Regions from separate parts of the Homo sapiens genome. Here region 1 is linked to region 2. A link is a loop called in an ENCODE intact Hi-C map of the cell type or tissue named here. Cell type or tissue: PC-9. All regions are shown on one strand. Links, peaks and the distances in the headings refer to the core of each region. The heading gives the core; the rest is flanking DNA.

The links. A loop is a pair of places that touch in the nucleus more often than their neighbours do. Peaks named below come from ENCODE experiments on the same cell type or tissue, not always from the same donor. Only the 100,000 strongest peaks of a DNase experiment are listed, where the experiment ranks them.
Region 1: a loop joins it to region 2, with 1.8 times the contacts of the local background. A loop is called at or near these places in 3 of 110 quality-filtered maps.

What each region holds. Positions count from the first base shown.
Region 1 is chr18:44,759,246-44,765,858 of GRCh38, forward strand. The region is part of intron 2 of SETBP1 (SET binding protein 1); the gene reads left to right. Among named protein-coding and RNA genes, the nearest start is that of SETBP1, 82 kb to the left of the region's middle. RefSeq lists an enhancer at 102-411. In PC-9, for the core only: no CTCF peak of the experiment used is centred there; a DNase peak (open chromatin) is centred at 2,786; H3K4me3 peaks cover 329 bases; H3K27ac peaks cover 1,414 bases.
Region 2 is chr18:44,823,293-44,829,905 of GRCh38, forward strand. All of the region lies in intron 2 of SETBP1 (SET binding protein 1), which reads left to right. Among named protein-coding and RNA genes, the nearest start is that of MIR4319, 140 kb to the right of the region's middle. RefSeq lists an enhancer at 2,228-4,632. In PC-9, for the core only: no CTCF peak of the experiment used is centred there; a DNase peak (open chromatin) is centred at 3,389; H3K27ac peaks cover 1,174 bases.

The sequences.
Region 1 (6,613 bases), core at 1,461-3,960, 65 kb before region 2:
GCACTGTCTTCCTGTTTTATATCAGGAGGTATGTTTTCAATCAGCAGACCTTTATGGCTCTGCAGTTGCCCCCAAGAATTGTGGCGTCTGCGAAGCTTTCCTGCGAAGGTGATACGTTCAACATGTAAAGCATAATCCCTCCCTGAAACCTTAAATTATCTAAACTGAAAGAGCTTTCCGGGTCTAACTGGCTTTTCTCAGTGAGGTGGATTGTTTTCATTTGCTTCATTTCTCCTCTTTTGGCCTTTGAGCTGACTCTTGTCAGTTTCGTTCCTATTTAAAGTTAGTTTCACCTTTCAGTTCCCTCCTCCATCTTAGCCTTACAGAGTTTCAGTTCCCCAAACAGTGTGTGTGGGGTGAGCTGGGGAGAGAAGCTTTATAATTCAGTCTAAAATAAAAAGATTTCCCTGAAATATTGCAAAGATATTGGACAATGAGAGAAAGGCAATTTGATTGAAGAACTAATCTAGCACATTTTATGATGTTAGGCAAGTCACTCATGGCAAATCTTTGAGCCTCACATTCCTGTGCTGTATGCAATGGCTTTAAACTAGATTTTAGTTCTCAATTCTGGCTGCATGTTGGAATCACTAGGAAATTTTAAAAGCAGCAACCAAAAAACTCCAAAAAACTGACGTCTGCATCCTATCCTGTACCAATTAAACCAGAAAATCAAGAGGTGATTTTTAGGTATTTCTTTCAAGCTCCCCAGGTGATTTGTATGTGTGGCCAGGTTGGGAACTTCTGGCCTGCATGCTTGTGGAGAACCTGGGCTCCTTCTCAGCTGAGCATTGTCAGGAGTTGTGGTGGTGGAGGCTCTTGTTACAATAGCTGTAACAGTACTAGGGTAATACATGTCCCTGACTGGTGGTTCCATTTCCTATCAGACCTTTGCTTAGCTTGGTAAACACTGTTGCTGAAACAGACCTTATTTTAAAGGTGGCCATATAGAATATTTTCACCTTTAACTTCTCACTACTTCCTTGTTGAGATAGAGGCCTCCTCTCATCAGGTCTCAGACATCTCTCTCTGGATGGGGAAGGGAGGAAGCTGGTTTACGTGGGTGCACTGCAGAGGCCTGAAATGTGTCTGTACTTGAAGATGCTCAGCTTAACCTATAAATTATCAGCCAGGACCTGTTTAGAAGCCCAGTTCTGCCTTGGTTACCCAAGATCTCAATGCAGCAGTGGCCAGCAAAAGCCAAATCTGAAATCTTGGTCAACTGACCTTATTTCTGTCATCAAAGGAAGGAGTGAGGCTTTGACTGAAGCCCAGTGCATTTTATTACCTTTAAGTTTAAATGCTTATTCAGAACCATTCTGGCTGACACACCTCCTCTTTCCTTTTCCTTCTCTCTTCTCTCTAGCCCCTGCCAATCCAAACATGACAGAAGCACAAAATCAAATTCAAATTTCAAGTGTAGTGTGCGATAACAATACATTTTTCAGTTATTTTGCAATCACTAGACCTAGAATTTGATTTTTTTATAAGATGGGTATGGAAATAGAGGGAGGTGTATATACTGTTTTTTAACTCGCAGTAAAATATATTTAAATAGCATCGAATGGTGATTTCCACCATGCCATCTTCAGTTTGAGAAATAAAGGACATACAAAAAGAAGGAAGGAATCTTAAATAAGATTTAAGTTATGTTTATGATATCAAAGACATTTCAATCCTTTGCATATGGCTGATTAATGTGACATAGTATCTGTTGCCCATAATGTCTTTCATATTGAAATGATTATAAAAATGGTTACAACATTTGTATCTACTGTGTACCAGAGATTGACTTAGAACTTTTACATTGAGGTCATCTTTAATTCTCACCACAAAATCAGCCGTGCTACTTTATTTATTTTTAAAGCATGTTTTATTTATTTTTAAAAAATTTATAATTGACATAATAATTTTACGTATTTCTAGGGTATAATGTGGGTTTTCAATGGATATATATGTAGTGTAATGATCAAATTGAGGTAATTACCATATACATTACATTAAACATTTATCATTTCTGGTGACAGCATTCAAAATTTTCTTTTCTAGCTATCTTGAACTATACACTTCATTGTTATTTGCTATAATCACCCTACAGTGTAATAGAATACCACAACTTATTCTTTCTATCTGACTATAACTTTGTACCCATTGGCCAACCTTTACTGGTCCCCTCTCCCACATTTTAATTTTACTGATAAATAAAACTAAATAAAAACTGAGGGTTAGCAAGCTTACAAAGCTTGCCCAGGGTCATACATGATAGATCATAGCACAGCTAGATCAGTCCATGTTGATCCTAACATTCTTTACAGCACCCTACTAATCCTGAAGAATTGACTACAGTTCCTTATCAAGAGAATGTCCTCTTGAGTAAGGGCAGCCATAGATTACAGTGCTCTTATTGGATCTATGTTGTTATGTCAGTGTATTTCTTAAGACAACCTACTATATTTTTGTTAGAGATTTATGCCATACACATATTGCTTTTGAATGGACCTTTGGTAATCATTGTTGTATATGAGCCTCGTGATAACCAAAGGAATTAGGCAGAACAATTGTTTTTCTTTCCTTTTTCCTGCTAAGGGGAGAAAATCAAGGCAAGGAGAAATCAGTTGCCTTGTTTATAGGTTTTTTGATGTCCGAGCCAGGGCCTGGACTCAGGCCTTCTGACTCCTGCTCCAGTGGTCCTTCCATGACTTGTGACTCGTGGTAGGTCTTTGTGCATGACCTGGCCCCATTGTTGTACCCTGGCTGACCCTGGCCATCTAAATGCACAGAGGGTGCTATATTAGGACCGTTATGTAATGAACTGGGCCAGCTGGCCAGACTGGTCTTTCAAGGTTTACCTCTCCCTTTGGCCAATTGACAGTTCTACCAAGCTTCTAAACACTTTTTTTTTTTTCTTTTTCCTGCTTCAGGCTTTCCTGACTTCTTTTCCCAGTTCTGGAGTGCTCTCCCTGGAGTTATCACTCTAGCAAATTCTTCCAGTTCTTTAGGCCCAGCCCAGAACACACCTCTTCAGGAGCTCTTCCTTGACAGCAGCCTGTTCTTGGTATTACCCTAGGCCCTGAGTTCTTAAGATATTGTTATCTGGACTGTACAACCCATTAAGCAAGTTGCACATACAGGTTTACATTTTGTTCAGATCTTCAAGTACATGTAAAGCTAGAGGTATTTGTCCATTCTTTTCTGTGTCCCAGGTATGGAGGTAGAGGTGGGAGTGGTGCTAGCATAGTTCTAAGCACGCAGTGCTTAGAGCAGATAACCATTGACTTGTCTCTTGTTTACTATATAGTATTATCTCAATGGTTGACAGGGTATATTGTGAAGCAGAAAGGGAAGATGTAATTATTTTTCAAACAGATATGGGTCAAGAGTTTCCCATTGAGGCTGGGAATGTGGGAGTGGTACCCAGGGAAGGAAAGGCAATGCAAGCCCATGTCTGGGGTGAAAAAGCCAAGTCCTTCAAAGTATATTTAACAGTTCCGTCACCATCAATGATTAGCATTGGCAGAAAAAGGAACAGCCATTTCTAAAGTGAATCTAAGTGTCAGAATTTAAAGGTCCTGAACTGAACTCAACTATTGACTTGCTTTTAGCTCTTAAGTTAGATCATTCTTTTTATGAGTTATTCATTCATTCTCTAAATAGTAACAGAGTATTTATTTGGTGTAAGGCATGGTGTCAAGTATTACATAGAATAAAGACTTGGTAAAGATTTAGTGCCTGTCATCCAAAAGATATCATTAGCAGGAGGCAAACACTAATATGTATATAATAAGTGCTATATGAGCAGCACAAAGACAAGACAGAAATTATTCTAGACTTTGAAGAGACCTCATTTACAGAAGTCTTCACTGATGAATTTAACTGGGCCTAAAAATTAAATAGAGATAGGGAGGGAAGCATGCCAGTCCATAAGTAAAACATCATTCCAGGTGTTGAGGGAACAATGAGTAACTACAGAGGCTGGAGTAAATAGTTGAAGTTATGAAATAGTAGGTCATAGAAGACGTTAAATGCAAGGTCATGGAAGTCAAACTTTGATGGGCAGAGGGGATATGTTAATGGTACAAACCAATGTGGCATAGAATCGAAGGAAATAATTCAAATTCGTGTCCCGGTGTCTTCACCTCTACAATAAGAAAAGGTAAACTGATCACTCCCTCTAGGCTTCCTGGCATGTGGTGAGAAACAGAGAGGCAATTGACATCAAGGTGTTTGCGTGTCTGGTGAAAGGAAGCACCACCAGCCACAGCATGGAGCTGCGTTGTTTGCAGTTGATGTTTACTGTATTGACTCTCTAAACTCCCACTGTGAACATTTTGGAAACTCAAGAGAGATAGTAAATGGCAATGGTCATTTAAAGCTATGAAACGCTTTCTCCGGTACTCTTCTAATTATGCTGAAAGCCAAAATTTAAATAATCTTTGGAGAGATATCCCTACGCTTCTGATAACATTAATTACTGACTGACCTCACAGTCTCATTTGACATATTAATCCTTTCCTCCTTTTTAAAATATGTTTCCCTTGGCTTCTGGGACACCGCTCTTTATTCTCTCCATAGCTCACTGGTTGTTCCTTTTCTGAATCCTTTGCTGGTCCCTCTTTATCTCCCTGACCTCTAAACATTGGAGTGCCTCAGGGCTCAGTTCTCCACCCTCTTCTCTTCTCTGTCCTTTCTCATGGCATTAAATATCATTTACACACATAGAACACCAAATGTTTATCTATACCCTGGACCTAACAGCTGGACTCCAAACTAATATCCGTTGTGTTTTCCACATAGTAGCTAGAGTAATCATTTAAACCATCAGTCAAATTAGGATGCTCCTGTGCTCCAAACCCTCCCATGGCTCCCCATTTCATTTTGTGCAAAAGTGAACTCTTGGCAATGGCCTGCGGAGTCCTGCATGACCTGGTCCGTTAGCTGTTGGCCTTGTTTCACTGTGTTCCACCTTACTGAATACTCTAAACCAAAATCTGTCTCAAGCACTTGGCTTTTGCCATTTCTTCTGCCTGTAAGATTCTCCCCCAGACACCTGCAGTACTTGCCCCTGATTCCTCTGCTTATGTATCCATTCGTTATCCATGATGTTTCTCCTGACTATCCTGTAAAAACTCACAGATCTCTCCCCTTCTAACTACCTCTGTTGTTGTTGTTGTTGGCTGTCCTCCTTCTTCTTCTTCTTCCTTCTTTCTTCTTCTTTCTTCGTTCTTCTTCTTTCTTCTTCTTCTTCTTGGCAGAGCCTTGCTCTGTCACCCAGGCTGGAGTGCAGTGGTGCGATCTCGGCTCATTGCAAGCTCCGCCTCCTGGGTTCAAGCAATTCTCCTGCCTCAGCCTCCTGATTAGCTGGGACTTACAGGCACCTGCCACCATGCCTGGCTAATTTTTTGTATTTTTAGTAGAGACGGGGTTTCACCATGTTAGTGAGGATGGCCTCGCTCCCTGACCTTGTGATCTGACTGCCTTGGCCTCCCAAAGTGCTGGGATTACAGGTGTGAGCCACCGCGCCCGGCCATCTCTGTTCTTAACCTGCCTTATTTTTAGCATTTATCTGTAAATGCATACTACATATTTTACTTGCTTATTTGTTTATTACCTGCCATGCTGTGCTAGAGTGGAAGCTTTTTGAGGGCAGGGACTTTGCTCTGCTCACATTGTGTCCTTGTGCCTAGAACATAGTGCCTGGCACAGAGTGCATGTTCAACAAATATTTGTAAAATGATTTGTGAAGTAATCCCCTCTAAAAATAGAACTCAGAAGAGACAGTCAGGGTTAGGATCTAGCCCAGGATGAACTTTGTTAAAGGCCACAGCAAAGGAAAGCCCTTAAGTTGGAAGCCTTGGGTTGAGACCAGGTTTTGCCGCAAACAAGCTCCGTGTTACGAAATTCACCTAGAGCTCACAAACCACACTTTCCTTGTGTGTTGAATGGGTGCTGATATCTTGCCTATAAGATAGAAGTGAAGATCAATTGAGTAGGTAGATGTACCTTTCCCTCTGTAGGAAAAAAAAAAAGCAGATTTGGTTCCTCTTCTTTCCTTGCAGAAGGAAAGAAGTTTTCCCATTGGTTTTGTTTCTCTCTCTTTGGAACAAGATAGCGACACGAGGGTTTTGTTGTTATTGTTGTTTCCAGCTTTAAGCAGGCATTTTGTGGGTGGATATGAAGGCATTTGGTTTTATTTTGGTGATGGTTTCTAATTTTATCTTCTCTTGTTTATGTAGGTTTTTTGTTTTGTTTTAATGTGATAAATGGCCAGCAACTTCTCTGAGCCCTGTGGAAATGGTATCCAGGCTACGGAATAATTATTTAGTGAATGGCGGATCCAGTTTATGTTGGCACAGATCAAATTAATCATTATTAATCATGCCCCAATGACAGTAACCTCATCCCTTGCAGAAGTGCTATTCTTTATTAAGCAGTAATAGCTGTGAGGAATGACTGAGCTCTACTCCGGTTACACTCTACTATGCCTTTCCCTATTTCTCAGCAGGAGAGGGAGAGCAACACACATCCAGAGTGAAAGTAAAAGGAAGAATTAAAAACAAACAAGCACCCATGAAGCATCTCCCTCTTCCTACTACCTATGACAAGAACTCAAGTT
Region 2 (6,613 bases), core at 2,420-4,919:
TCCCTGGATTTGTTTTCTTACAGGTGATACTAGTGAAAAAGATCCATGCTTTCATCCATCTGAAGGAAAATACCAAATGAAACAAAAACCAATGATAGCTTCTCCCTCTCTGCTCTAACAATAAGCAGTTATATTTTCAGAAAGCAAATAAATGATTCAGCAGGAAATAGGTGGCATTTATTTCTTATGCCTAGCTCTATCATTTGGTGCTGAAAACACTTGCTCTGTGATGAGGACTCACTTCTATTCAGGCTTACGAGCTGCTGACTTAGGGACTCCCACATACCGGGAGAAAAATATTCTAGAACAGGACTTATGCTCAGGTCAAGGAAGTTCAAACCTCGATGCAGAGCAGACCCCTTGTTTATGAGACCTGGGGCTTTTGTGCAATAAAGAAATAGAAATAATCTTTATTAGCTAAAGTGGCAAAGCAGTAGAAAGGGGGATGATATATATAGGAGAGCCAAAGATCTGTGAGATCAGTCCCCTTGATTCACAAATAAGAAATGATTTTACTCCTTTCATTCCCACCCTCATTGTTCTGCTTAGTTGTGGTAAGTTCTTGAGGTGAGCAGTGAGGTTAAAACCATTTGGTTATGGGATTAGTTGAATTTAAGAGAAAACAATAGTTGGTGAATCCTTCATGTATGAGCACTTTGGCTTCATACCAACCATGGCAGTAATCCCAGGTGGCTGTGAGGATGACTGTTCAGTGTCTTGACAGGAGACATTACTCATTCTCACCCTAACCTCCATTCAAACTTCTTTTCACTCCTGCCCAAATCTTAAGACCAGTTACCTTGACTTGAGAAGTGGCTGCCTGTGTGTGTGTGCATGCATATGCATCTGTGTTATGTGTCTGTGTTTGGTGGGGGTAGGGCAGGGGCATAAATCTTAAGGCTGCAGCTCTCTTCTGCTGCTTCTCTGCAAAGTTCAACCATCCTTCAGAGCTCATCTCAAGCTACCCTTCCTTGAGCCCACCCAACAGTGCACCCTGCCTCTGAGAGTTCGGTGGTGCCCATCTAGTCTCTAGCACTCTACCCTGATACCTGCTTATTTACTGCACATAACATGGGATCTATATAGGGTTTTGTATGATTCACTTGGGTTATTGAATGTGGCATATGTGTATATCTCACTCGATTCTATTCTCTCTGTGGTAAGGGTCCACATTAAAATTTATTCATAATTTTAACAATATCACCTCACTAACCCAGTTCTTGCATAAAGTAAATGCTCCAAAGGTATTTGCTGATGGATTTCCTGATTGCGCCTCTATATTTCTGACGGTGTAACATAACACTGCCAGAGGTGTGTATCTTTCATTTTAAAAGACCCATTAATATTCAACATTAGCAGAATAATTTTCTAAATGACAAGTTACAACCTTTTGGCTGTCTCCTCTTTTTCTTTTCCCCAGGGAATTGCCCTTTTAATGCAATTGAAAAAAAGAAGGGGATGGGAAGAGAAGGAAAATGGAGGGCAGAAGAAAGAGAGCAATAGGAAGGGAAGGAAGTGGTGATTGCCTAGGGAAGCAGATGAAGAAAGGGAGTGGGTCATCGTAGCAAGTAGGTAAGGGAGGGAAATCCTGAAGCAGGAAGATAAAGGAGCAAAGTCTTGGTCTTGCTGCAGCCATGGCGACTGCTCCTCTCCTGCTCTTACTTGGAGTAGCTGCTTCCCACCTCTGCTCCCGGTAGAGTGGAGTGCAGATTCTCCTGCACATTATTCACCTAAACATATAGAGTTACTTTTTTCACTTCTGCTTAGGAACTTGCTGTATCTTATTCTGCTCTATCCCCACCTGGGGGCATTAAGGTTAATGTTTCAAGTTATGGTGCTAGACTTGGAGTTAGACTGGGATAGATCTTAGAGTTATGTCTTGCCTGTTTCCAAGGGAATTTCAGAGGTTTACAAGTGTAATAAAAATTCAGCAATTAGGGGGAAAGCAAAGCAGAGATTATCTAAAAGGACTGGGAGCTACCTGGCTCCTTCAAGGCTCTGATCTTTTACATGGAGGACTGATGTGGGCTGTGTTTGCTGGAAGCCAGAAAGAGAAGGGATCCATCTTATATGACAGTTTTTGTTTAACCGAGAGCACAGGTTTATCTATCAGAATATTTTTTCATCCAGTGAAAAAGGCACACAATTTTTCTAAAAGTATCTTTAAAAAAGAATTGTCTCTTATATAGTAGATAATATTTTTTAAGAGCAGTTTTAAAAAAGACAAAGGCTTTCAAACTGCCCCTCTTGAAATGTAAAGGATATAATGTTAAATTGGATATCCAAGAAAACATTTATAAAGTAAAATTAGATAATGTGGTTTATCAACATTGGGACAATCTTCACCTGACCTTTGTATTCCAAGATAGTTTTGATGAGAAAGGAGAAAAGTAGTTTTATGGATGATGCAGATTTCTTGATGCAGAATTAATGGATAGTACAAATAAAAATACTAGAATAATAATAATGTCCTTGTCTTTGCCGGGAGCTCTTCATTCAGTCTTTCTTTTATTTCTCAAAGTTTACTGTAGCAGCAGAGTAGTGCGGAATAAGTATGGTCCTTGGTATTACAAGACCTGAGTTCAGTTCCCAACACTGTCACCTACTAACTGTGTGATACAGGATAAGGGAACTAATCTCTCTACACCTCGATTTTCTCATCTGCTAATAAAGAGTGACTAGTACCTTGATGTTTCAAGAGTTAAATGCATAAGCAAACGACTTGCATAATACCTGGAATTTAGTAGGTTCTCAATAAATATTAGATGAATCTTTTTGTAACTAAATGTGATTGAAAATGTCATGTCGTCTCTCAAGGAAGGTCAACAGAGGCCAATAGAGTTCAAAGGAAAGTTCTAGTGTAATGATTTTCATTGGTTCAAAATATACTTGGTCCTTTGGAGGTTCACTGTGGTTGCCTTTCTCATTCATTGGGGCAAAGAAATGGGTGGCAAAGAGGTATGGAAAGACCCTCTTGCCCTTTCACCCCTTTTTCGCCTCTCCTGCCTCTCTCCACCTCCGTCAGTCCCTGGCCCTCGCACAAAAGCTCATTGCATTCAGCTCTTTGGTGGCTTTGTACCTGTTGGGTCTGCCCCCATCTAGGGCCCCTTTTTGGCCTTTCTTTTTTTCTCTCTCAAAAGACCCCAAGGGGGTTCCAGGGCCCAGTGGCTGGGCTCCCAGGTTGCCTCACAGAGAAGGTGTTGTTCAGCAGAAAGGCATGTGGAGTCCCAGGGTGAGAGAGTTGGGGGCATTATCAATCATGAGCTGCTAAAAGCCAGGAGAGAGACGGGAGAGCTAGCAAGAGCAGGGAGGACTGAATTGAAGTGGAGGATTTTTTTTTTCCTGTTCCTGTTGTTGTCGTTGTTGAAGGGAGCGTTCTTGGACATCTGCCCAGACACATGCTGAGTTAAAGAAGCAGCAGGATAAATTCTTAAAGAATGAATTGGGAGAGGGGAAGGAGCTGCGGGTGGGGAGGAGTAGTGAAAAGGAACCAAGGAATGATTCCAACCCCCAAACAAAGGAGGCCCCTGCAGACCAGACCAGCCTCAGCCTGGCCCTTCTGTGGTTCAAACATTGGTTTGTTTAGCACATAATCCAGGAACACCAAGGATCCTTAATAGCTGCTTTGGGCCCACAAAAGGGCCACAGAGGGAAACTACAGTTTCTTGAGCTTTCTTCTTTATATCCAATGCAGGCTAAGAATGCCATGGGAGAGCTTCTCTCCCTCACTTGATTGGCCCCAGAAATGCTTACTGAAGTACCTCAGTTCATGATGCAATCAGTGTGGTAGCATAAGCATAGGGCTCACTAGTGGTGATGACATGTTCTATTTGATGACAAATGTCTTTTTCTTTTTAAAGAAAAGAAACTTGTAAAAAAATGCTCTCCTAGATTCTATGGTAGGAAATCAGGGAGCTTCTAATTAAGGAACTTCCCAATATAGTTTCCGAAAGAAAAATAAGCAAAACAAAAACAAAAGCTTGTGACGATGGTGGGACAGTTGGATTCTAACTGCATCCCCTTCCTCACTAGACTAGAATTGCCCATAGACGTGTCATTAGAGACACGCTTGTGTTATTCAGTTCATTCTCTTTGCTCTAAATTTCTTAATAGAAATTATATTGATTGTTGTTCTTAGACTTTGGAATAGGTCGGTTCTGAATATTGAGCTGACATGTCAGACAGCCCCCATGATAGCTCATTCACTCATTTCTTCATTGCAACATATACATCTTCACTATCAAATGTATATCATTGACGGTCTTTTGTGGTTTGCCCCTATGCTAGGGTTTGGGAAGATGCAGGTATATTGGGCCTTAGCCTTATCAATCAAACCATGGAGGACTGGCATTTTCAGCTAGAGTTAACAAACCTTATTCTTCTTGGGTGAGGAAGTTCATACCAAAAGAGAAACTGCATACTTTATAGAAACATTAGGCGATCAAAGCATTATAGTCAAAATATAGTCTCTGAAAATGGCACAGGTTTAGTATTGTACACTCTGCACGTGCCACATTTGTTGACCCTGTTAAGCCTTCAACCAGCTCTGCCATGGGTACCCACACTTTCCCTGTAGTTCCCTAGGTGGGAAATGAAGAAAAGTAAGAAAAGCAAAATATGGCCAACCAGTGCCTATTCAAGCCTAGTCATGCTCAGAACCTTTTATTGATGATCTGAAATTAAGAAAGGTGGTAACACTGCTGTCCAAAGCAAGAGAGATTAAGAGACTAGCTTTTCAAAACACAAACTTGACTTTATTATACATTCACATAAATGTATTCACTTCTCAAAGTGTTCTTCTCGTGACACTATGCACTTAATATTGCCATTGTTCAAACTATGATTGAAATGTCCCTTTGTTGTCTTCAAGTCACTGGTTTAAAAAAAAAAGATCAGCACAGTGGTCTCTAATTTATGTAGCTGATTGTTCTTGACAGGGCCCCAGGGATCTCCAGTTAGGAAGTTCCGTTATGTTGAAATGCGGTGAAACAGGTTATCCATGGCCTTGTCACATGGCAATGAAAACAAAGGGACTCAGGATCTGTGAGCTGCCACATGTGCTGTCTTGACAGCTCTGGCAATGGTTCTTGAACCATCAGTCATTATTCAATGTAGTAGATGAAAATTCAGATACTACTGAACTTGATGTCTCTTTGAATATGGTGATTTCAGGGGCAGCTGAGGGAATGAGATATTTTTTATCTATTCCAATCTGTTTTAAATTATTTTGAAAATTATTTCTTGAACATTGACTGTTTTTCCTATCCTGTATAATATGAAGGGTCGTACAGAAAGGGGGTGGATGATGGAAGGAGAGACAAAAAGAGAAGAAGCTTCTGCTGACTTGTGCTTTGTATCTACAGGGCTGCTGTGGAGGAAATTGTGTTCCCTTCCACCCAAATGTAGACAATGAAGCCCTAACTCCCAATGTGACTGTATTCAGAGTGAAAAAGTAATTGCGGTTAAGTAAGGTTATAAGGGTGGAACCCTGAGCTGATAGGATTAGTGCATTTATTAGAAGAGACACTACAGAACTCATTTGCTTTCTCTCCACCATGTGAGGACACAGGGAGAAGGCAGCTGTCTGCAAGCTAGGAAAAGAGCTCTCAGCAGACACTACACCCTGCTATAATCTTGATCTTGGACTTTCCAGCCTTTAAAACTAGGAGAAAATAAATTTCTGTTGTTTTAGCCACCCAGTCTGTGGTATTTTGTTAAGTAGCTCATGCTAAGACAAGACATTTTTCTGGTTACATCTACCAGATAAATGGAAAAGAGTGAAAAACAGTGAAAGTTTCCTTCCCAATTCCCTAAGGTCAATCTCCATTTAATGGTGGGAGTGACTTAGAGTGAAGAGAAATGGTTCCCACTACAAGCCCTGTTTGGGTCCATGTGGGTTTTCTGAATCCGCAGATTAGACGTTAAAGTGTTATTATAAACTTGGTTGTTGGTGTACCTTCTTGTTTCTCAAGATTGCAAGCTCAGAACATCGTATACATGTTACTGATCTGCCCTATTGCATTGACGCCTGTGAATAATTTTTTTTGGTCAAGTATAATTCTATTGAAAAGACGAAATTTTGCTGATAAAGTGTATCTAAACTGAGTTTATTTAGACTTGTAAGTCAGCTGAACAACGGAAAATACTTAAATGTTTTTTGAAAAAATAAACTGCTTAAGATGAATAAAAATTAGTAAAATGAAATCCTGAGTCTAGTTATATCCTGGTTTCCATCAAGAAGAAGGCCGACCATGATCAGTTCTGTTTCGGCAACATGACATTTTTAATCTCAACTCATCATTAGGCACCTACTGTGTGTCTGCTATTTTGCTCATAAAAAATGTGGGAAAGGAACCTTATAGTAGAAATTAGTGGTCTGGTGCAAATAAGATTTCTAAAAATCAAATCAGGATGAAATTCTATAACGGAGGGGCAAAGCGGTCAGTTGATTGAGTCCTTGTCTTTAATCTCTTTGATGTGGCACAGTCCCACTTATAAAATTTGGCCATGCTCAAGGCCAGATTGTTGTCAAAGTATATTTTGCATGTCTCAGATCCTTCTACGTATCCACATTATTTACCATTGCCTAACCCTTCTTGTCAGGGGGAAAATG